2 separate regions of the Homo sapiens genome follow, and region 1 is linked to region 2. Evidence: read pairs that join two places in POLR2A ChIA-PET (ENCODE). Cell type or tissue: K562. All regions are shown on one strand. Links, peaks and the distances in the headings refer to the core of each region. The heading gives the core; the rest is flanking DNA.

Evidence for each region. Peaks named below come from ENCODE experiments on the same cell type or tissue, not always from the same donor. Only the 100,000 strongest peaks of a DNase experiment are listed, where the experiment ranks them.
Region 1: POLR2A ChIA-PET joins it to region 2 with 5 read pairs; 2 of 35 experiments call an interaction of 5 or more read pairs at or near these places.

What each region holds. Positions count from the first base shown.
Region 1 is chr19:28,386,983-28,399,592 of GRCh38, forward strand. No RefSeq gene overlaps it. Among named protein-coding and RNA genes, the nearest start is that of ERVE-5, 210 kb to the right of the region's middle. RefSeq lists a silencer at 4,058-4,294. In K562, for the core only: no CTCF peak of the experiment used is centred there; no DNase peak of the experiment used is centred there.
Region 2 is chr19:28,517,678-28,530,287 of GRCh38, forward strand. It overlaps the pseudogene LOC100420587. Among named protein-coding and RNA genes, the nearest start is that of ERVE-5, 83 kb to the right of the region's middle. RefSeq lists a silencer at 8,405-8,699. In K562, for the core only: no CTCF peak of the experiment used is centred there; a DNase peak (open chromatin) is centred at 5,064; H3K4me3 peaks cover 955 bases.

The DNA of each region.
Region 1 (12,610 bases), core at 3,138-8,137, 130 kb before region 2:
CAAGGTGCAGAAGGCTCACTGGAGGCATCCCACCCCAACACAGAGAGTGAGAGCCCTCAGCGAGGTATACAAGGCCCACTGGAGTCATCACATCCCAAAACAGACAAAGCTCTTGGCAAGGTGTGGAAGGCTCACTGGAGTCATCACACCCAAACACAGAGAGAAAGCTCTCAGTGAGGTGTAGAAGGCTCACTGGACACAGAGAGAGAGAGAGAGAGAGCCCTCAGCGAGGTATACAAGGCCCACTGGAGTCATCACATCCCAAAACAGACAAAGCTCTTGGCAAGGTGTGGAAGGCTCACTGGAGTCATCACACCCAAACACAGAGAGAAAGCTCTCAGTGAGGTGTAGAAGGCTCACTGGACACAGAGAGAGAGAGAGAGAGAGCCCTCGGCAAGGTGTGGAAGGCTCACTGGTTCAAGACATCCAAGGGATTTGTTCAATCATTTGCTGACCACTGAGCCAACCAAGCATAGATGTCAATGGTTTCACTGTATTTTACAAGAAACAAGGACCTCACAAAGTTAGTCCAGAAAAGTCACTAAACAGCAAATAGCAACAACAGATCCTAGGGAGAGGGAGTGACTCGTTTCCAAAGCTTTCAAGTTATATTATTTTAAATGTCCAATTTTTAACAAAAACTTCTGAAAGATGCTAAGAAACAAGAAAGTATGATACACACACACACACGCACACATGCATACACACATGCACACACACGTGCACACACATGCACACACATGCACACACACATACACACACATGCACACAGTCATCAGAAACTGTTTGAGGGACCCCAGATGTTGTCTTTACTAGAAAGACTGTAATCGGCTTTTACAAGTATGTAAAGTATGAAAACAATGAACACCAAATGGAGAATATTAATAAAGAGATATACAATACTTAAAACACTAATGGAAACTCTGAAGGTGAAAGAAACAATATTTTTTAAAAAAATCAATGGAGATCAAACAGCAGATTTTAGTTTAAAAAAAAGAATCAGAAAACTTGAAGATGCATTAATTGAGATTGTTCAGTCAAGAAAGAGAAAAAAGAACTATGAAACATGAACAGAGCTTCAGAGACCTGTAGGGCACCATCGTGCAAGCCAAATAAACATGAGTCACAGGAGGAGAGGAGACAAGAGAAAGAAGCTAAAATAGCTTTGCAAAAAGAATGGTCAAAAACCTCCCATATTTGGTGGAAATCATTAAGCACTGTGAAATTCAAAAAACTCCTAATAGAATAAATTCAAAATGGGCCAAACCCAGACACATTATAGTCAAACTGGCAAAATATGGAGTGCAGAAATAGGCAATCAGAGCTGGTCATTTAGTATATAGTATAAGCGGCATTTCAATTCACTGAGGAAAACTGCATTGTTGTTAATACAGTTGGGCCATCAGGTTAGTAATTTAGAAAACCTAATATGTATCTCCCTAGGTTCATCTGCATCATCACAAATGACATAATTTCCTTCTTTTTAAGGCTGTATAGTATTCCATTGTGTGTATATGCCACATTTTGTTTATACATTCATCCACTGTTGGACACTTAGGTTGATTCCATACATTGACTATTTTGAATAACGTTGAAATGAAAAAGGCAGTGCAGATATCTCTCAGGCATATCCATTTCAATTCATTTGGATATGTACTCAGGAGTGGGAGATACAGTGTGGATATTTGTCTTCTCCAAATCTCATGTTGAAATGTGATCCCCAATGTTGGAGGTGGGGGCTGGTGGGAGATGTTTGGGGCGAATCCCTCATGAACAGCTTGGGGCCCTCCCCACAGTAATGCATGAGTTCTGGCTCTATTAGTTCACATGACCTGGTTGTGTAAAAGAGTGTGGCGCCTCCCACGCTGCTCCATCTCCCACCATGTGACACCCAGCTCCCCTTTCCCTCTGCCATGACTGAAAGCTTCCTGAGGTTCTGAGCAGAAGCAGATGCTGGTGCCCTGCTTGCACAGCCTGCCTAGCCATGAGCCTCAGGTATTTCTTTATACCAATGTGAAACAGACGAACACAGTATATTGCTGGCTCAATTATATTGTTAATTTTTTGAGGAAACTTCATACTATTGTCCAAAATGGCCGTAATAATTGACATTCCCACCAATGGTATGTCAGTGTTTCTTTATCTCCACTTCCTGGCCAGCACTTACCTTTCATCATCTGAATCATAGCCATTCTAACAGGTGTTGAGGTTACAGCACAAGTTGTAAATCTCTCACTGAGGTTTTCATTTTCATTATGTGATGGTTAGAGGGGTTGAGCATTTTTTCATACATTTGTTGGCTATTTGTGTGCTTTCTCTTGAGAAATGCCTGTTCATTTCATTCGTCCATTCTTTCAGCAACTTATGTGTTTTCTTGCTATTATTTGAATTTCTTACATATTTTTGACAATAGCCCCTTATCAGATGTATAATTGAAAAATATTTTCTTCCAACTCATGGATTGTCTCTTTACTCTGTAGATTGTTTCTTTGTTATACAGAAGGAGGACATAAGTGAAGTAAGCCAAGCACAGAAAGACAAATACTGTATTACTGCACTCATATATTGAATCAAAGAAAGTCAATCTCATAGAAACAGCAGGTAGAAACGTGGTTACCAAGGCTGGGAGAAGGGAGAAGGAAGGGGAAAGGGGAGATGTCGATCAAAGGGGAAAGGGGAGATGTCGATCAAAGGGTACAAAGTTTCAGTTACACTGCAGGCATAAGTGTTTGTCATCTACTGCACTGCACAATGACCACAGTTAAGACTAATGTATATATACAGATATATATTTTTTGAGACAGGGTCTCACTTTGTCACCCAGGCTGGAGTGCAGTGGCATAAACATGGCTCACTGTAGCCTCAACCTCCCAGGCTCAAGTGATCCTTCCACTTGAGCCCTCACAAGTAGCTGGGGCTACAGGCACATGCTCTACCAACTTAATTTTTTTATTTTTTGTACAGAGTGGGTTTCACCATGTTGCCCATGCTGGTCTTGAACTCCTGAGCTCAAAGGATCTGCCTGCCTCGTCCTCCCAAGTTGCTGGGATTACAAGCGTGAGCCACTGTGCCTGGCCAATCATGTATATTTTAAAATCGCAAAAAGAATAGATTTGTGACATTCTCTCTACAGGAAATATGATAAGTTGTTGAGGTGATGGATATGTTGATTAGCTTGTTTTAATCTTTACACGATGTATCCAAACATCACATTGTACCACATAAAAAATACAATTATTGTCTGTCAATTTAAAAATAAATAAATAAGCCAGTTAAATAAATAAGGATATAACCAAATAATGGAATTCATAAAAGTTATATGATTAATTTACAGCCACCATAAAGATATGACACATATGTATTAAATATATTCTCTGTGCCAGGTCCTATTCTAACATGGCGCTAAAGATATAGCAGTAAAAAAAACAAAATTCCTGCCTTCTTGGAGCCTGTATTTTAACGGAGGGTGACAGACAATAAACACATAAATAATTGGAATGCATAAAATGTCAGATGGTGGCAGCTGTGATGGGGAATGATACCGCAGGAAAGAGGACTGAGGAGTCTGAGGAGCTGAAAGAAGGGAGGGTTGAAATTTCATATAAGGTGGTTGGAGAAGGCTCCAATGAGAGGATGATGTGTGAGCAAAGACCCAGTGGAGGTGATGAGCTAACAAGTTATGTCAATAACTGCAGGGAAAGAATCCAAGGCAGTGCTAAGGTCTTAGGTAGGGTGGCAGTATGCTTGGTGTGTTTGAGGAATGTCAAGGAGGCCAGGTGGCTAGAGGGAGTAAGGGGAACAGAAGAGTGGGGGCCAGATAGGCAGGAGCTTACAGGCCATGACAGGGATATTGGCTTTCACTTTATTATTACTATTTTTTTAAGACAGAGTCTCACCCTGTATCCCAAGCCAAAGTGCAGTGGTGCAATCTCAGCTCACTGCAATCTCCACCTCCTGGACTCCAGCAATTCTCAGGCCTCAGCCTCCCCAGTAGCTGGGACTACAGGTGTGCGCCACCACACTCGGCTAATTTTTTTGTATTGTAGTAGAGACAGGGTTTCACCATGTTGCCCAGGGTGGTCTCCAACTCCTGAGCTCAGGCAATCCGCCCCACTCAGCCTCCCAAGGTGCTGGAATTACAAGCATGAGCCATTGCGCCAGGTGGCTTTCACTTTAATTGAGATAAAGCCATGAGAGAGTTTTGAGCCAAGAAGTGGCATGATGTGATAATAAAATGTAAACTTCAAAAGTTGATACATTTCAAAAAAAAATCTGCTGGAATTATTTATTTTTTCCAAAATAAACTTTCTAAATGATGAAAGATTTAAATACAAAAAAGAAACCATAAAAGCACTAGAAAAAAACATAAGGGAGTGTATTTATTGTCTGAGAAAAAAAGACATTAGTTTTCACATCAAAACTAAAAATGAGGAAGAAAAATGCTGACAAATTTGATTATGTTATAAATTTTAAATTTCTGAATAGCAAAAATCAAAATTAAAAAAAGAGAGAGCTGTAAAATATTTACAGACGCATAGAAGCCTTACTACACAAACGTGTTTGCAAATCAAAAACAAAAGGCATTAACAGAAGAGAGAATAAAATAGCCAAAACCAAAAATTATGGTGAATGGCACGCACATTGGAAGATATAAAATTAAAACACAATCCAATGCTATGTTTCATATATCAGATTATGTTTTACCTTCTTTAAATCTGTCATTGTAAACAAAGATATGGTAACTAAAGTCAACCTGAAAGGAAGAAGCTGGGGTGCAAAATAATATTTATTTATATGAGATGGAATTTCACTCTTGTCGCCTAGGCTGGAGTGCAATGGCGTGATCTTGGTTCACTGCAACCTCCACCTCCTGGGTTCAAGCGATTCTCCTGCCTCAGCCTCCCGAGTAGCTGGGATTACAGGCACCTGCCACCACACCAGGCTGATTTTTGTATTTTTAGTAGAGATGGGGTTTCACCAGGTTGGACAGGCTGGTCTCAAGTCCCTTACCTCAGGTGATTCACACACCTTGGCCTCCCAAAATGCTGGGATTATGGGCGTGGGTCACAGCACCCCGCCCCAAAATAGTATTTAAAGAATTTACTGGAGCCAACGTGAGGACACCTGCCCGGGACACACTTCCCAGGTGCCTTGGGGAGTGTTTGGTCTGCCTCTTTCACAAGGTTTTTGAAGTCAAGGGGAACAGGGGGTGGGCTGGTACAAAGTTGTTTGACAGGAGTTCTCACTGGTTTAGAGAGATAACATTAATTAGAGATTGACTCTACATTGTTGACCTATAGGGTATGAGTTAAGGTGTCCTCCTAGGGCATTTTATGGCTATGGGGTGTCAGTTAGTTTAGAGCCCATAGAGGAAGTGGCTTCAAGAGATAATTACTTAGCTCCAGGGGTGATGGCTGTTGCATTTTAAATTCCTCTCTGGGTCTAAACATTTAAAGGGGCTCACATTTCTCACATAAAATGGTTTTTTGTTTTGTTTTGTTTTTTTGTTTCTTTCTCACTAAAGGCATCCCTGAACAGCAATTTGGCTGGATCTGTTAATATTTTAAAGTTTATCCTTTGGCCTAGCATTCCCATCTATAGCTATTTCACCCCGTAGAAACACCAAGTGCAAAAATATGCCAGGCTGGCCAGCCACAGTGGCTCACGCCTGTAATCCCAGCACTTTGGGAGGCCGAGGCAGGCAGATCACCTGGGGTCAGGAGTTTGAGACCAGCCTGGCTAATAAGGTGAAACACTATCTCTACTAAAAATACAAAAATTAGCTGGGCTTGATGGTGGGTGCCTGTAATCTCAGCACTTTGGGAAGCCGAGGTGGGCAGATCACTTGAGGTCAGTAGTTGGAGACCAGCCTGGCCAATATGGTGAAACCTCATCTCTACGAAAACGACAAAAATTAGCCCGGCCTGGTGGCACCCACTTGTAATCCCAGCTATTCGGGAGGCTGAGGCAGGAGAATCACTTGAACCTGGGGGGCGGAGGTTGCAGTGAGCCGAGATTGCGCCACTGCACTCCAGCCTGGGCTACAGAGTGAGATTATGTCTCAAAAAAAAAAAAAAAAAAAAAAAGAAAAAAAAAAAGCCCAGGCATGGTGGTGAGCACCCATAGCCCCAGCTCCTCAGAGGAGGCTGAGGTTGGAGGATTGCTTGAGCCCAGGAGTGTGAATCAAGCTGGGCAACATAGCAAGACCCCATCTCTAAAATAAACAAATTAATTACTTAACTAATTAATTAAATATATATCCAATTGGATGTTTATTGCAGTGAAGTAATAGTAAAACAATTAGAAAAATCTAAATACCCATCAACAGATTTTGATCAACTTATCTGTGAATGATGATAATATTTAATATTAGGGTACCTATATTTAAAATCATATAAACCTTAAATATGTTACCTCAGTGACTGTGTCATAGAATACAAATATAAAAGCTTTTTTTACTACCTTTTAAACTTTATGTTGAGGCCTCATCTCTAGAATCCAGAATATACAAAATGTTGCTAAGAGATTAAAGGCAACTGCCAACCTTAAAGAATGAAGTTCAGAAGATATGATTAAGGGTGGAGTTTATTTGGGCACACAGCTTGAGGATGCCCGTCTGGGAGACGCCGACCCCAAATGAATAGGGAGAGCTGGTGTTTGTTTCACTTCTAAAGCCAGAGACAGAAACATCGGTGAGATCAGGACACTTTCCACAGGATAACAGGGCAGAGCTGGAGCAAACTGATCAGTCACATATTGTTCCATTCCAAGGAAGATGACTCCACTCCAGGAAGAGGGTTAGTGACCTAAGGGGGTCTTGACACTGTTGGGTTATAATTATTTACGAGCAGAAAAAAGCGGAAGCCGCAGCTGCATTCCACGTGACTCTGCTGCATAGCCATGTTCCTCACAAGGCTCAGAATAAGGTAAAATTCCAATAACTTTAAGTTTAAATTATTTTAAGTTTGAATTATGTGATATCACAAAACCAAAATACTTCACCCCAAAATATGTGTCTTAGGCATATTCTGAGCTGGCTGTTCAGAGGGCCTGCAAACACAAGGAGCCCTGCAAAGCTGTCTTTTGTGGGGCAGATTTGCACCTGCAGAGGAAATAAAGGGAAGTAAACAACAGATGTGAAAGGCTTTCTCCGAAGTCCTCCTTGTCAAGGTCCAGGAAAGATTAACTGAGAGGCTGACACCTTTAAAGGTCTTGCAGAGAAACATTTACCAGAAGCTGCCACCCACCCCCTTTGAGGGCTGCCACCTGAGAGGCTCCAGCTGTGTACCAAGACTGCCTCTGCTAACCAGGCCTCTTCTCCTCTTCTCTCTCTCCCGTATCCTTTTTGCCATGATCCAAGCCCCTATTTTCTGTATATTCAAGAGGGCTAAAAGCATCAACCATCTTGACATTTGTTTGAGTCTTTATATTTTGTATGACTCCCAAGCCCATATGAATGCTAATAAAATGTTTACACCTTTTTCCCCTGGTAATCTGTGCATTACATTTATCTTACAGACTCAAATTACCAAAACTTCAGGAACAAAGTTAAATGTTCCTTCAAAATATAAGACTAGGAAATCAGAGTTGGGAGAGAAATTAGAGTTCATCTATCCTCTCACCTCCTTTTTCATATGGAAATTTATGACTCAGAGAGGGGGAGTAACTTTCTTAAAATCATGCAGCAAAAGACAAGGTACAAGATCTCAAGTTTTCTGACTTCCAGTTAAGCATTTTGCTCCCAGAATTTTCTCAGACTCCAGAAAATGATAAGCCCTTGCAGGGCTGGTCCTTTGTCTCATCTCCCTTTTCTCCTCTATGATCCACACAGTGCAATGCACAGAGCAGAGCCTCAACGAGCAGGTGACAGAAGGAAATTTAATCAGTGGTTAAAGTTAAGCACTTGGCTGAGCCTCACCAGTGGGTGTGCTTGGTCTGTCAGCACACAGGACTTCCCCTTATGGCTCCTCTGCCCTGATGCCATGAAAAACAGATCAGGTCCCATAAATCGTGAGGAGTACATCCCCTCAGCAAGGTGACTGGAGTCACACGGTTCACTCCTTCAGAGCAAAGATCTTCCCGTCTCATAAAGCAAATTCCATAAGGGGCCTTAAGAAGACTTTGTATGTAATTTGCTGAACCTTAAGCCCAACATTTGAACTATTTTCCATGGAGACCTGTCTGTTACGCGCCTGGTGCGGAGCACTGCCTGGATTTCAGAAATCCACCCCGGTCCTGTGCTTTCTCACCAGAGCAAGACCCAGCCTGGAGGCTCCATGACTCCTGATGCCATTTTTCTCTCTCATTCTCTAAGAAACAGATCCTGAAACAAAAATTCATGAATAAAAAATGTATCTGGGCCCAGGCGCAATGGCTCACACCTGTAATCCCAGCACTTCGGGAGGCCAAGGCAGGTGGATTGCTTGAGGTCAGGAGTTCAAGACGAGCCTTACCAAAATGGTGAAATCCTGCCTCTACTAAAAATACAAAAATTAGCTGGGTGTGGTGGCAGGCGCCTGTAATCTCAGAACCCAGGAGGCAGAGGTTGCAGTGAGCTGAGATCGCACCACTGTACCCCAGCCTGAGCAACAGAGCAAGACTCTGTCTCAGAAAAAAAAAAAAAAGTATCTGGAAGGTGATCCCAGGAAACACAGGTAAGGGAATAGAAGAGTGAGATGGGGCCAGGTGCAGTGGCTCATGCCTGTAATCCCAAAGCTTTGGGAGGCTGAGGTGGGAGGATTGCTTGAGCCAAGAATTCGAGACCATCCTGGACAACATAGAAAGACCCCATCTCTACAAAAAAAAAATTCTAAAAAAATTAGCCAGGTGGTGGTGCACACCTGTAGTCCCAGCTACATGGGAGATCGAGGTGGAAGGACTGCTTGAGCACAAGAGTTTGTGCCAAGAGCTATGATTGTGCCACTGAACTCCAGCCTGGGAAACAGAGTGAGACCCTGTCTCTTAAAAAAAAAAAAAAAGTGAATAGAAAGGCTGGGTGTGATGGCTCACGCCTGTACTCCCAGCACTTTGAGAGGCTGAAGTGGCAGATCACTTAAGCCCAGGAGTTGGAGACAAGCCTGGGCAACATAGTGAGATTCCATCTGGACAGAAAATTAAAAAAAAAATAGCCCTGTGTGGTGGCATGCAGCTGTAGTCCCAGCTGCTTGAGAGGCTGAAGTGGGTGGATCACTTGAGCCTGGAAAGGTCAAGGCCACAGTGAGCTACAGTCATGCCACTGCACTCCAGCCTGGGTGACAGCTAGACCCTCTCTCAAAAAATAGTCATCATAATGAATAAGAGGATTGCAGGAGGTAACAGTAAAGGATGGATTATCAAGCTAATTACCAATGTGGGCAACTGGAACTTGATCCTTCTGAGGCAGGAGGTGCAACCTGACTCCAGAAGCGGGACTAGGACGCCAGAACAAACTGAGGACTGTCTGAAACAGGAACTGCGCAGATGTAGCTTTCCATAAGACACGCCCACTAGTGAGCCGCGTCAGTTTACTGTTGCCATGGCAACACTGGGACGTTACAGTCCCTTTCCATGGCAATGATCTGATGACCCTGAAGTTACCACCCTCATCCTAGAGATGTCTGCATAGAGATGTCCTTTAATTTGCATATAATTACAGGTGGGATAAACGTGGCTGCAGAACTGTCCTGAGCTGCTCCTCCAGGCACACAGCCTGTGGGGTGGCTCCGCTCTGCGAGGAGCAGTCCCCCTGCTGCTGCACACAGCCGCTTCAAGAAAAGTTGCTGTCCAACACCACCGGCTCGCCCTCAAATTCTTTGCTGGGAGAAGCCAAGAATTCTCCCAGGATAAGCTCCAATTTGGGGCTCACCTGCCCTGCATCACTTCTGGGCATAGAACACACTCTTTGGAGTTAGCTCCCATGAGGACAGAGGGGCTGGGACATTTGTACTGACTCAAGGCAGCCTCCCATCATGGGCTGTCCATGGAGGCAGGGAAGATTATCTTGTTTATCAGATCTTCCAACGTGCAACAAAAAGATCCCGGGGTAGTTGGAAGTCTACACTACACTACACTACAGTGATAAGACCCAGGGAGGGATGAGTGAGGCACAGACATTATCTTTTAAATATATTTTGTCTGTAAAGTGATACTTAAATTTTAGTTAAGAGGAGAGACTGAATGAGAAACTATTGAAATCTTAGGACAGGGCTTTAAAGACTTAGCTCAAGTCCCCACCCAAGATTGTATTTGTTGCCCAAAACTGCCCACCTACCCATCCATTGACTTCCTTGCATCTCTCAATGCAAAGAGAGACTTAAAAACTGTTTCAGGTTAATCGGAAGTAAAATATTTTGGCTTAGCAAAATCACTGTGGATGGAAATTGGAGCAACCCCATGAGAGCGCGTGCCTGAGCTCAGAGCTGCCATGTGCACTTTATTGGCGCTGGGAGGAGGTAACTGAAGCGGAGAGGTTCCTCACTGATGGTGGGGAAATCGGCTTTAACAGCTAAGGCAGGAATTAGTCACCCGGGGACTATCTGGGCATGCTCCGTGAAAGAGGCCATCTGTGGCTGTTTATGAGGATGTGTTTGTGAAAAGCGCCTGGCAGGCTCTGCAAGAGGGTTCTGGCGCCACTTCTGAGTTTCCTTTTCCTCCCTAGCCCACCATGCCTTGTGACAAGAGCGCTCTCCCTGGCCATTGCTCAGCCAAGGGGTGGGCATGAACTATCCCATGTTTCAAGGTGGCACCTCCACCTCTAGGGCTCTCTCAGTCTTGGCCTGGAAGAGCTGTCAAAGGAAAATGGGGCCCTGAAGGAAAAGGAGGAGAACCTGACAATTCCGAGTTAAGAGCAAGGAGAAAACAATAAATTTACAAACCATATTAGTGGTTCGTAACTCACTTTGTGACGCCTGCTTTGGTCCACGTGAAGATGAGGGAGAGGCATGCTCATGGGGTGGCTCTTAGTGCTCTGAATGGGTAGAGGAAAATTGTGGCCACAGGGCCGCAGGGCACAGGCCTTGGCTGATCTGATTTTCCACCATCCCCCATTACATTGTTCTGCATTGAGACACTCCCTTTTGGAGAGTGGTCATACACTCGATTTGAAAGAAAATCTTGATGGAGAGGAGGCAGTCATGTGGTTCATGAACTGCTCAGGCAGCAGCAAATCTGGGCTTCCAATTCCAGTACATATTTGCCTGATGTCTGTGTCTCAGACACCTCATAAAACATTATCTGGGGGTCAGGGAGCGGACGAAGCCAGGGTGGGCAGACTCTGGCATCCAGTGTGACTGCTGGACCCTCCTATCCCCAGCCAGACACATTTTCACAGCAGCAGAAGGTCATCAGGAGATAATGAAGGAAACAACAGAACAAACAAGGAAACGTGAGACCTTGCTCCTCAGAGACATGGAGAAGCCACCAGTCTCAGAGCCAGGGCATGCATAATTCCTACAGTTCATACCAGAACAGAGTTAGAGGCTTCCGTCCAAGTCCTTTCCAAAGGCAAATTACCATGCCTCTCCTTGAGGCCTGTGTTCTTGTCAAGCCCAGGAGCCCTGCAGGATGTGATCCCCCAAAGCAGGCCACCTGCCACCATGCACGCCCACCTCCAGAGTCCCTGCTTTTCCTAGAAAGGCATCCAGGACTTCTGTACATGAACCTCAGCCTGCCTGGCTCACAGCATCCCTCCTCTCCCCTCCTATCAACAAGGCTGTTATCAAAATAATTTTTTTGTTTTTGAGGCTGAGTCTCTCTCTGTTGCTCAGACTGGAGTACAGTGGAGCTATCTCGGCTCACTGCAACCTCCGCCTCCCGGGTTCAATCTATTCTCCTGCCTCAACCTCCCGAGTAGCTGGGACTACAGGTGCCCACCACCATGCCTGGCTAATTTTTATATTTTTAGTGGAGATGGGGTTTTGCCATGGTGGCCAGGCTGGTCTCGAATTTCTGGCCTCAAGTGATCTGCCCACCTCGGCCTCCCAAAATGCTGGGATTACAGGCGTGAGCCACCGTGTCTGGCCCAAAATAAATTTTTAAAAAATTTTCATCAATTATTTATTTATCCTTAATTTTTCAACCTTTAAAAAATTTTCAACTATTTTAGAATCAGGGGGTACACGTGCAGGTTGTTACATGGGGATATTGTGTGATGCCGAGGTTTGGGCTTCTATTGAACCTACCACCCAAACAGTGAGCATGGTACCCAACAGGTGGTTTTTCAACCTTTGCCCCTTGTAGTCTTCTCCTTCTTGTAGTCCCCAGTTTCTATTTTTGTTATCTTTGTGTCCATGTGTAGTCAGTGTTTAGCTCCCACTTTTAAGTGAGAGCATGTGGTATTTGGTTTTCGTTCCTGTGTTAATTTGCTGAGGAGAATGGCTTCCAGCTGCATCCATGTTGCTGCAAAAGACACAATTCTATTCTTTTTTATGGCTGTGTAGTATTCCATGTTGGATATGTACCACATGTAAAACAAATTATTTTTGGTCTCTTGAAATTTCCCTGTATTTTCCTGCTCTCTCCTCTAATTAGGGTGGTTGCCTTCCCAGATCTCCACTTGTGGAAGGGGAGCTACTCCAGATTCAACTCAATGGCCTTCTCCCCAGAAAGCCATGCATACTTCTCCCATGCTCTC
Region 2 (12,610 bases), core at 2,472-7,471:
CTGCACTCCAGCCTGGGTGACAGAGCGAGACGCTGTCTCAAAAAAAAAAAAAAAAAAAAAAAGAAAAAAAATATGTATTCAATAGGAAGAAATAAAACCTAATCTACTGATTATAAACATGATTGTTTATACAAAAAATAATCAGCTAAAAATTGTTAGAATCTATGAGTTTAGTAAGGTGGCCAAATAAAACAACATTCCCAAACCAATAGGTTTCCTGCACACCAGTAGTAATCAATTAGAAAAAGTTGAATTTCAGTATTTATAGTTTTCTAGGAATTAGTCTATTTCTTCTAAGTTGTAGACATTATGAATATAGCATCATCCTTTTCATGACTGAAGGATCTGTAGAGATATTTCCTGCTTTATCTGGACATTGGTGATCTGTGTCTTTTTTTCTATTGTGTCAGCCTTGAAAAAGATAAAAAGAAATTGACCAGGAGATTTGTCAATTTTACTGATTTTTTTTAAAAAGAACTGCCTTTTAAATTTTATTGATGTTCTCTCATTGTTCACCTGTTTTCAATTTTATAATTGAAAACATCTTTAAAAAGCAGAAATGTATGGTATCTTTCTCATTTCTATCTGTTTGCTTTGAGTTTACGTTGTTCTTCTTTTTCTAGGTTTTTCGTGGAAAGCCTCTGAAACGTCTACCTGGAGCTCTCTGTGTAGTTGTATGGATACCTCCCCAGGTGTGCCTCTCTGAGAGGACAGGTCTGCCTTGAGCTATAAACATGGCATTTGTCGGCCAGGCGCAGTGGCTCAAGCCTGTAATCCCAGCACTTTGGGAGGCCAAGGCGGGTGGATCACAAGGTCAGCAGTTTGAGACCAGCCTGACCAACATGGTGAAACCCCATCTCTACTAAAAATACAAAAAAATTAGCTGGGCGTGGTGGCGGGCACCTGTAGTCCCAGCTACTCGGGAGGCTGAGGCAGGAAGAATGGCGTGAACCCCAGAGGTGGAGCTTGCAGTGAGCTGAGATTGCACCACCGCACTCCAGCCTGGGCAACAGAGCGAGACTCCGTCTCAGAGAAAAAAAAAAAAAAGGAAAAACAACCCTGGCATTTGTCAGCATGCATGCTGTTGAAAGCTGTGGGATTAGATGAGGTGATAAGGTGCAATTGTGTAGGCAGGGCCCAGGACAAAGCTGCAGTGTTTTAAGGTCTGGAGAAGAAAATCCAGCAAAGGGGACTGAGGGATGGCAGGAGCGAGGAGGAAGAGAATCAGTCAGAAATAATGTCACTTTGGGAGGCAAGGCGGGCAGATCACCTGAAGTCAGGAGTTTGAGACCAGCCTCGCCAACATGATGAAACCCCATCTCTACTAAAAATACAAAAATTAGCCAGGTGTGGTGGCAGGTGCCTATAATCCCAGCTACTCGTGAGGCTGAGGTGGGAGAATCACTTGAACCTGGGAGGCGGAGGTTGCAGCGAGCCAAGTTTGCACCATTGCACTCCAGCCTGGGCGACAGAGTGAGACTCCATCTCAAAAAAAGAGAGGAAAAAAAAAGGTCAAAAGAGCAGCACTTTTCAGAAGGAAAACATGGACAACTGTGCCATGCTGATGAGAGATCAAACAAGATGAAGTCCTAAATGGTTCACTGGAAGCAGCAACGTGGAAGCCCCTGGTGACTTTGACATGAGCAGTTTCACTGGAGTGTGGCAGACAGAATCTGACTGAGGAGCTGGGGGTCAGGGCGGGAGGGGGTGCTCAGCAGGCAAGGGTGTCACATTTGTTAATGAAGACGGTGTCACATTTGTTAATGAAGATGTTCTCTCCTTTGAATGAGATGATGCATTTAGTGTGTAACAGTGTCCGGCTCACAGTCGGGCCTTGCTAACACTTTGCTTTCACTCACTTCCTTATCTTTCATTCACTGACCAGAAAGGTTAATGGTGGCTGTTCCTCTTTTGAAAAGCGGATTGGGAACACCAGCATAGCTATTTTGACACTGGGATTTCTGTTAGAAAAGTAGATGTGACTTATTCCCTTTGGGTGGAACTCCTTTTCTAGAAAGGGAGGCAACACACATGTTGGGTAAATCTCAGTTTCTAGAGTCAGGCTGCCATAAGTTAAATCTCAGTTCCGCCCCCGAGACATGTAGCTATGGGGATTTTACATGAACTCCCGAGTCTCAGTTTTCTCACCATCAACCATTCATCAGAATAGTGCCTACCTCACCAATGCACACCTTAAGCACCTGGCGCCTCTGTTAGCTACCATTTAAGTTGAGAATTTCCCTGTGAGGTTTTTTCAGAGGAGGTTCCTTCTACAATAAACCACCAAGTACTTGGTCCCCTTTTGCAGAAATCCATCCACACCATGTGTAAACACAGGGGCTGGGAACTTGCATGGTAAACCAGGTCAGCCAAACACGGATTAACAATGCCAGGCCCATTTCACCTGCAAAGTATCAGCGACTCTTCAATCGGCAGGTCCCCAGCTGCCTTGCAGCACAGCCAGGGCCTAGCATAGCGCTGCCTCCTTCCCTTTCACTTGTCCTCAGGAATCCCCGGAGATCCAGGGTGAGGCTCCTTTAGTCTAATGAGAAGGAGGCATTCTGACTTTTTAGGTTATTTTCTCTTCCCAGCCCCTGGCAGATGGAAAAAGAAAACAAAACAAAACAAAACAAAAAAACAAACAAAAAAAACCCCGCCACAATAATTGCTGCTTGCATGAATGACCTCAATACGGGAAGAGTGCTGAGCGCCTAAGTCCTTGCACTGCTGCCAGGCCTGGCGTCATCATGATTAACACAGCAATCACCGGCCAGGGAGCCGGGCCGCTCTGCCTACCAGACACCCTGACTGGGTGACTTACGGCTTTATATTTTTAAATTGGCCTCTCTAGCACCGTCTGATAAATCAACACACAAGTCATTAAATGGTTCATTATCCCAGTAATATGATTCATTCTTTGTGCCAAGAAATGCAGGAGATGTCAGGAAACTTAAAAATATCTCATTTGAAGCCATGAGTGCCCATCTACATAACAGATTAACTGGATGAGAGAGAGTGGTTGGACATGGAGGTCAAAGAGAAGACTCAGCAGGTGGTGGTCTTACCTGCAGCAGTCCTTTACCTCCTGCTGAAAAATGTAAGTCACACTCTCACTAGGCAGGCTCTGTGCTGGCCACACTTTCTCCCTCATAGGCTCAGAAGGCGGTCATGCTGGCTGCAGGCACCTGCTAGAGAATTCACAGCCGAGGGCACTCAGCTAGGGTCATTCCTATAGGAAGAACACCAAGTCCAGAAGATGACGGGGCCATGTGCTATGGAAGAAAGAGCACTCGGTCCCAGTTCTGCCACCAGGTCTGAAACTCTGGGTACATTGCTTGAAATGAAATCACAATACTTTGTTGTCATCATCTGTCAAACAAGAAAGTCATTCTCCACATTTTTTCAAGTTCTTTCTAGCTCTAAGATTCTATGACTCTAGTGTGTTGGAGGAGAAGAGAGGAAGGCAGAGTTGAGAGCTTGGTCAGAGCTGAGTTCCAATGTATCTGATATGTGGATTATGTAGGAGACTCTTCCACCAAATCTACATACACTATTTTGCATGAAGGTTGCTAATTTATGTTGATTGTGTCAGTGATGGCTCCTTTAGTAGAAAGAAGAAAAAAAATCTAAATGAAACTGGCTTAAGCACTAAGGACATTTATTTGTTTGTGTATTCTGCAACCTCTGAATGTTTGCTTTGGTCTCCATTACAACACCTGGGACTAGAAGAGTCCCTAGACTCATGGAACTTAATTCTAGTTGGGGAAATAGATAATAAACAAAACATATGTAACTATATTATCTAATGTCAGGTAATGACAAATGCAATGAAGACAAACAAACAGGACAGGTGAATAGAGAGATCCTTTTTTACACAGAATGGTGATGGAAGGTCTCTTTAAGGCAATTAATAGCTGATACAATGTTGGTAAATAAAGGTATGACAAGAAGACTATGAGACCTTCAGAGAAGATTCCTGCCAGGAAGCACGACTACCAAGAGCACAGATATGTGGTTAAGCATACCAGGCGAACCCAGTGAACTAGATTTCTGTGGAGGATGGAAGGAACCAGCATGGTCCACCCTGTTGGGGAGCTCAGAATGGAGCTGACAGTGTTGGCTGAGAAGTTTGGAAGGGTTCCTATGACAGGGCCACATGTTGCTGTAACCAAGAGCTCAGCATCTGCCAAGGACTCAAGTGAATCTTCAGGCAGATTTCTACAGCCCCCACTTGCTCAGCTCCCTCTTCTCCAGTGGCCTCCCTCACAAACTCCAACAGTCCACAACCCTGATCTCTAAATACTCGGCTTAGTGAGATCAATGCTTTTGTTGAGTTTCTACCTCTCTGCATTTCAGAAAAAAACCCCAAAAAAACAAACAAAAAAAACGGCCCAAGAAAGAAAGCTGGGACCCCCTTTTTAGAGGCACGTGAACCAGAACAACTCCATCTTGAATAGGAGCTGGGTAAAATAAGGCTGAAACCTACTGGGCTTCATTCCCAGATGGTTACGGCATTCTAAGTCACAGGATGAGATAAGAGGTCGGCACAAGATACAGGTAATAAAGACCTTGCTGATAAAACAGGTTTCAGTAAGGAAGCCGGCTAAATCCTCCCAAAACCAAGATGGCCACAAGAGTGACTCTGGCCATCCTCACTGCTACACTCCCACCAGCAACATGACAGTTTACAAATACCATGGCAACGTTGGGAAGTTACCTTATATGGTCTAAAAAGGGGATGCAGGAATAATCCACCCCTTCTTTAGCATATCATCAAGAAATAACCATAAACATGGGCAACCAGCAGCCCTCAGGGCTGCTCTGTCTATGGAGTAGCCATTCTTTTATTGCTTTACTTTCTTAATAAACTTGCTTTCACTTTGCACTGCAGACTCAACCTAAATTCTTTCTTGCGTGAGATCCAAGAACCCTCTCTTGGGGTCTGGATTGGGACCCGTTTCCTGTAACATATTTCTCCGTCCTGCAACATATTTCTGGCCACCATGAACGTATGATACTGAGAAAACCCCCCCGACTTGGAGGAAATGGACTGCGGCACTGATTGGATGACTTCGGGTAAGTGGGTGGGGCACCCAAGTAAAGAATGGGATTGGGTTAGAGGCCCAACTTAGGGGAGTTAGTCTCTCCTAAGACAGAGTGGGTTAGAAGCCCCTCTTAATAAAAGGCAGAATGCTTGACGGACCTTGGGTTAGAGGCCCAACTTAGGAGGGTTAGAGTCCCTTCTAAGATGTATGGGGTTAGAGGCCCCTCTCAGTAAAGTCCCTCTTGGCTAAAACCAGGTTTGGCACCGCAGGTTATGCTCTTTGTATTAATCTGCCTCGTACTGTTTGCTGACGGCTGTGTGTGGGTGACAGGGTTAGGCATGTACAGGATTGTGGGACATGGGGAGCTTTTTCCTCCCTAAAAGGGGAAACTTGAGCACTAATAGGATTGCTGGAAAAGATCCATTGGCTACTGACAAGCAGCCGCCTGAACTTTTCAGTGTCGCTGCAATGGGTGGGTCTTTCTCTGGCCTCCCCAAGCATTTCTCGCCTTCCCCACCCTGCCCCAGGCAATGCTTTTCTCTCTCTCCTTTCCCTTTCCCATCTGTTCTGTTACTCAGGGTGACCATCTTGCCCAGAGACCACGTGTTGAAACTCCAATTTGGAGGCTGGATTAAAGGTGACGGGGTCCACCCATCTGGGGGCAAATTTAAGCCCTGCCAGTTTGACATTGCATGCTAAGCAGAGTGGCTAATGTCTATGTTTTATCACATGTATTTTGCTCTGGCCAGAACGAAAACAATAATTTTCCTTTATGATGCAGCTTGGCCCCCAGGGCGATGGTGCCGCAAGCTGGATTACTAGGGGCGCTCAGGGAAAGGGAATCCAGAAGCCTGGCACGCCAGCAAAAGGGCAAGAATTTCTTACCAGTCAGATTTCTGGCTTCTCTCTGTGCAAACAGTTGATGTATGGAAAAAAAACAAAATCAGTATTTATCTCCTCTGTAAAGTTTTGATTAATGCGAAAAAGAATTCTAAGGCTAGTCTTAACCTAGTGTGTTTGGTGCTATGAATTTGTTTTTCTGTGTCAAGGGGTACTTCAGGATAAAACACAGGCTTAGAACACCTGTCAGTCCGCTTTTCAAGATGACCCAGCAGCTGGTCATAACAAACTTGGCTGCAGGTCCCTGAAACAAACAAACAGACAAAAAAACTGGATGAAGTCTCCACCTTGTTTTATGTCCTTGGGAGCTTGACGTTTTAATCACGTGGTGATACCTTTTCTTGGTCTCTTCCTTGTCCCTTCCAGGGACAGGAATTTTAGGGTTCATGTAATAGCTCTAAAAAATCATACTGAATAAAATCATATTAAATAAAAGTCTTTGCAAACTCAAAATTAACTACTCTAGACTCCTTCTGGGAAAGAAAATGGAGACTGCCCCTTGCTGTAGCTCAGTAGCTAGGGTTTTGCACTTTCGCAGTGGTGGTCCGGGTTCAATTTTTCATGTAGGAAGTTATTTCTGGTTTAGTATCTGTGTGACCTTGTCTATTCTCTTGTGCTTCGCAGACTGTCTTAAATTTTCCTTTCTCTAAGGACATGGGAGGTTACCTGTGGTAAAGTTCAAAAGCTAGAAATATCAGCTATTTGGCATTAGAAATTTTAAAAGGACATTATTAAAGAGTGCTACGGTTAAAATCAATTTAATTAAAAGCAGATAGATTCCTCTCAAAATCAAAGGCTATTTTGTTTTGCATTGTTATCGACAGTTTTGAGTTTTGGGGGTATCAGAAATTACTTTACATTATGAGAGAGCTTTGGTGTGTAATAACTATGTAGGAAATATACTTTAAGGGATGGCTAATAGTAGTTATGGAAGGATACTTGACTCTTTGCACACTTGGATCAGAGAAGCATGCTCTTGGCCACCTGAAAGATGATTAAACATCCCCACCCCACACTGGGGGACGAGACTCCCATAAGGGATAGTCTAATTACAAAATAGGCTGATTGGCTTTGGGTTGCCTTGCAATGAAATGCAGGAGAGAAGCACTGCATTGTCTTCTCCCGAAATATTTCCCTCCTTTTGGGGATCCAGGAACCGGTATAAAATGACACTCTTAATTTGGGGGATCTGTCTTTGCCTTCAGCTGCTTATTTGGCCCTAGAAATGCATGCTTTCCTGGCCCTGTTCCTCCAAGGGCTCCACCCTGAAGCCAGTAATCCAGTTAAGAAAGGTGGTTCACACCTGTAATCCTAGTACTTTGGGAGGCCCAGGCAGGTTGATCACGAGGTCAGGAGTTCGAGATCAGACTGGCCAATATGCTTAAACCTGTCTCTACTAAAAATACAAAATTTAGCCGGGCATGGTGGTGGGTGTCTGTAATCCCAGCTACTCAGGAGGCTGAGGCAGGAGAATCACTTGAACCTGGGAGGCGGAGGTTGCAGTGTGATGAGATTGCCCCATTGCACCACAGCCTGGGCAATAGCGTGAGACTCCATCTCAAAAAAAGAAGGAAGGAAGGAAGGAAGGAAGGAAGGAAGGAAGGAAGGAAAGAAGGAAGGATGGAAGGGAGAAAATGGCAAATGAAAAATCTTACAAGTGCTGAATCTTCTGTCTGTGGATTTATATATGTTGCATGTTTATAGATAAAAGAGCTCTAATTAACTGGCTTAGAAAAATAGGCACTTAAATATTTTGTCAGAAAAACAGGAACTTTAATGCCTTTTTGTTCATGTGACTTTAGTAATCTTTTGGAAATAATGACAGTTCTAAAAATTATTAGTAAAATAAAATGTCTTTAAAAATGTAGACATTTGGTCTAAATTAACGTCAAATATCAGATTTGCTAAATGCTTTAAGGTCAAATTGTTTTTCTGACTTTTGAAAATTGTTCAATTTGGCTGGGCCCAGTGGCTCACGCCTGTAATCCCAGCACTTTGGGAGGCTGAGGCAGGTGGATCATCTGAGGTCAGGAGTTCGAGACCAGCCTGACCAACATGGTGAAACCCTGTCTCTACTAAGAATACAAAAATTAGCTGGGCCTGGTGGCAGGTGCCTGTAATCTCAGCTACTTGGGAGGCTGAGGCAGGAGAATCGCTTGAACCCGGGAGGTGGAGGTTGTGGTGAGTGGAGATTGCACCATTGCATTTCAGCCTGGGTGACAGAGCAAGGTTCCAACTCAAAAAAAATATAAATAAATAAATAAAAGAAAAAAGAAAAATGTTCAATTTACCTACTTTAAAGTCATTAGCTTCTAGATAAGGGCTGGGACATGTGGAATTAGCCATACTCCCTAGCTATACAAACAAGATTATAAAGAAAGAGATTTTACATAAGAAGGGATCTCACATGGTAAATTCTTGTCCTAAAGTAAAATAACTGGTTGTTTAAAAGGAGGGATGTTTAAGGCAAGTCAGAAAGTCCAAGAATGACTCAGATGGTCTGTGTAAGTCGTGAAAGGAACTGTGAAAGGGAATTTATGCAAGAAATGTACAATCCAAAGGTTCTTAGGCCTCCTAAATCCTTCATAAAATGCCACTATGACTCTTACTTAAGTAAGAGTAAGGCCTGGGGACATTTGGAATTAGCCACACTCCCTAGCTGTGCTAGAGAGTCAGCTCTTATCTGCACTTTTGCCTGGTGTGTCCTAGGCAGGCTACACACTAGTACACAATTAAAATCTCGAATTTACCAAGGTTTTCACCAAAAATAAAAGTTGCTAAGAGTTAACATTATAACATGTAATTAAGACTACTGAAGAAACAGTTTTACATGCAAGGTGTGTAAGAAAAGCAAAATGTGTTTTTGGTTAAAAAAAAAAAAAGATTATAAGAAGTCATGGGAATGTGGTTTTTTTTCTGCCTAAAATGTTAAAGGATTGTTTTAAGTAAGAAAAAAAAATTTTTTTAAACTAGTTGTGGAAGGTTTATAAAAATTAATTGTAAGAGATTCTGTGTTTGAACATATTGGCTAAAGTTAAAGGAATATTATTCACTAAACATTGGAATAAAAGCACAATGGGTTTTTCTGCTCTTTCACAAAAAATGTAAAGAGTTATAAAAGGTTTATAAGAATCTTTCCTTATGGTTAAACATTAAAATTGGGTAAATATGTCTATAAGGTTTTATATAAAAATTGGATTTAACATTAATAGTACATTAAAATAAAGGTAAAATTTGGCTTAATTGATGTAAAATTCATACAGGAAGCATTATCAAATGTAAAATGGTGTTTTTCTTTCTTTAGATATTTGCATAAATGTGTTATTGGCATATGTTCCAAAGTTATGGAAAACTTCTATAATTCTAATATAACTTAGTGTATGTTATTAATAATTATAATTGTTATGTAAAATTCTGTGTACCACATAGGTAACCAAATTTCCTGATCAATTATGGCTTTAATGGTGGCTGTCCTCAAACTTTTTATCATCCACAGGCAATTGCTGTCTTGTTTTAATCCCCTTTAAAAGATGGTTTGTAATCAACTATAAAACCCTGGCAGGTGTTAAATACAAGTTTTTCTAATAACTTTGGAAATTGTAATATTAAAATAAAGAAAACAACATTCAAAACTCTCATAAAAAGCTAAAATGTTTACAAATATCAAATACAACAGAAATTAACAGAACCAATAGGAAACTGAAGTAATCTTTTCAACTTTGCTTAAAACACTGCTAATCCTTTGTTTTGTTTTTCAGAGTCAAAAAAAAAACTTTTTTAAGCTATTTACAGCTTATAACAATTGAGTAAAGTATACTGCTGTGAAAAAAAAATGGAAACATATTTTTCTCTACCTAATTTTTCCAAAATTTAGGAACTAGTTGTAAGTATGCTTAACTTATGGCAATATAATTATTTGTATAAGTGCAATAAAAATCTGTTTTCTTTTGTAACAAGACACAATTGAAGAAACTGGTCATTTTACCAAGGCTTTAACTGGAATGGTGTGTTTTCCCTTAAGAAATTAAACTTAACTTGTAGAGCCAATAAAAGCCTCATGGGAAACTGGCCTCATACCTTGCCTACAACAGTGCCTGTACAGGGTTTCTGACCTGTGGTAAGTAAAGAATGCCACTTTCTAACAGGTCCAGAAGCCACAAGTTATCTTGGGACCTCAAGAGGAAAGAAATTTACCAAACTCATAGGTATTTGATGGTACAAACCCATGGATAAGCTTGGCCTTAAAAGCCTTATCTAAAATTCCTTCTATGGAACAGAATTCCATCAAAGCCAATTTAAAAAGAACCTATGTGAAAAATAATTATTCTTGCTGCACTTTATACAAATAATCAGGCCAAGTATAATAAAGCAAATTGGTCTTACCATAATTTGCATTTAGCAAAAATGGGAAACTGGAGAGAGAAATATTTTGTTTCAAAAACTATGGTATACTTGTTATTAAATTCTAGTCTCATCAGTCATTTTGAAGTTTGTTTCTGCAATAAGCAGGCTAACTCTTCTTCTTCCGGTGAACCAACCAGTGATGTCTGACTGTTGCTCAGAAGAAACAAGAGGGATGGGCAATGTAAAAATCTGGATTAGTATTCTAATTCTGGGCACATTACAATCAGCTAGCAACCCCATACCAGCTTAGTTCCAACAGTTGCCCAATTCATGAAAAGCCTTCTAATTTAGTTTACTTGGAATAACTTTACTTATTTTGCTTCACTCTTGTGGAATATATTGCTGTTATACTCTGTGTAGGAATATAAAAAAAGCTTACTAAATGTTTTCTTAAACACTTATTAATCTTCCAGATATCACCTCTTGTCAAAACTCAAGAGTCATAAATGGCCCTCACCATACTGATGTTTTCTAACTGAGCTCCTCTCTACCCTGAACACAATAGACCCTAACAGGCAGAAATATCATCACCCCTATTCAGCCTGAAGAAGTTACAGAAAATGAATCTTCATACCTCTGCGACCCTTAGGATTAAGGGTTCTCTTATAAAAGGGAAGGGGGAAATGTCAGAGGTTTGTGAACCAGAACAACTCCATCTTGAATAGGAGCTGGGTAAAATGAGACTGAAACCTACTGGGCTGCATTCCCAGATGGTTAAGGCATTCTAAGTCACAGGATGAGACAGGAGGTCGGCACAAAGTACAGGTCATAAAGACCTTGCCTATAAAACAGATTGCAGTAAAGAAGACGGCTAAATCCTACCAAAACCAAGATGGCCACAAGAGTGACCTCTGGTCGTCCTCACTACTACACTCCCATCAGCGCTAAGACAGCTTACAAATGCCATGGCAACATCAGGAAGTTACCCTATGTGGTCTAAAAAGGGAAGGCATGAATAATCCACCCCTTATTTAGCATACCATCAAGAAATAACCATAAAAATGGGCAGCTAGCAGCCCTCAGGGCTGCTCTGTCTATGTACTCGTAACCCATTCTTTTATTCCTTCACTTTCTTAATAAACCTGCTTTCACTCTGCACTGCGGACTTGCCCTAAATTCTTTCTTGTGCGAGATCCAAGAACCCTCTCTTGGGGTCTGGATTGGGAGTCCTTTCCTGTATATCTCTGTTCTGTAACACCTTGAGGCTCATTTTGTGTGTTTCCTTTCTCTCAACAATCACAGTTCTGCACTGTGTAATGTTCAGTGTCTGAAAACACCTGCTTCATGTTTGTCTAATTTAATAGTAGTTTTCTGTGGGAATGAAAGTCTAGTACTAGTTACACTGTCATGGCCAAAACTGAGGGCCTTTTGGGTGTCTTCTAATACCCTTGATTCTTATTGGCAGCTGCCTACTCTGAGTAAATGCCCAACAAAATACGAAACAGCTCAGCTTCATGTCTTCCAACCAACCTCAGAAAAAAGATAAAGTCTGATTTAAATTTCATATCAAAAGCAATATTTCAACTATTTAAAGCTACAATAAATATACAACCATACGGAAATCTGTAACCAAATATAAAACCCTCTAAACTAAAACATTTAACACAGCAGAGACCACCAATGTAACACTGGGTTAATTCATTTTTGTGTAAAACCTGTAATAAAGTGTACCACCACATTTATGTTTAATTTAAGAGCCTCTTTACTCCAGAAGTATAAGGGGCCCAAATCAGAAAACCTATTGATATAATTTACCACATTAACAAACCAGGAAATTATATGGTTATTTCAATAGGAAAAGAAACAGTATTCAATAAAATTCAATCTATACACATAATAAAACATATATTACAATAAGAAAAGTAAAAATGAAAAGCTTAATGAAAGATATTTAATTTAAAAGCCACAGAAAACATCATATGTAACAGTGAAATTTAAAAATCATTCTCATTAAAGTCATGCTCAACACTAAGGTGTCAAGTGTCTCTGCTTGTATTCAACATGTCATTCACCATTTTTTTTTTCCCTGTGGTATCTCTTGACCTGGTCTCAAGGCAGCCAGAACTCCAGAAACACAATAAGCATTGATAAAAAGATCTCGAAGAGAAGCCCTCTAGTTCAGGCTCAAGAAGAGGAAAAGGGGTCTCCTGTTAATACAAGTTGTGGCAGCCAGAACCCACAGCGCTGGGAACTCAAAGAAAGAAGAGCCTTCCTCTTCAGTGAAAAGAGCTACTGTCCAAAGGGGGTGAGGCAAGTTCCTG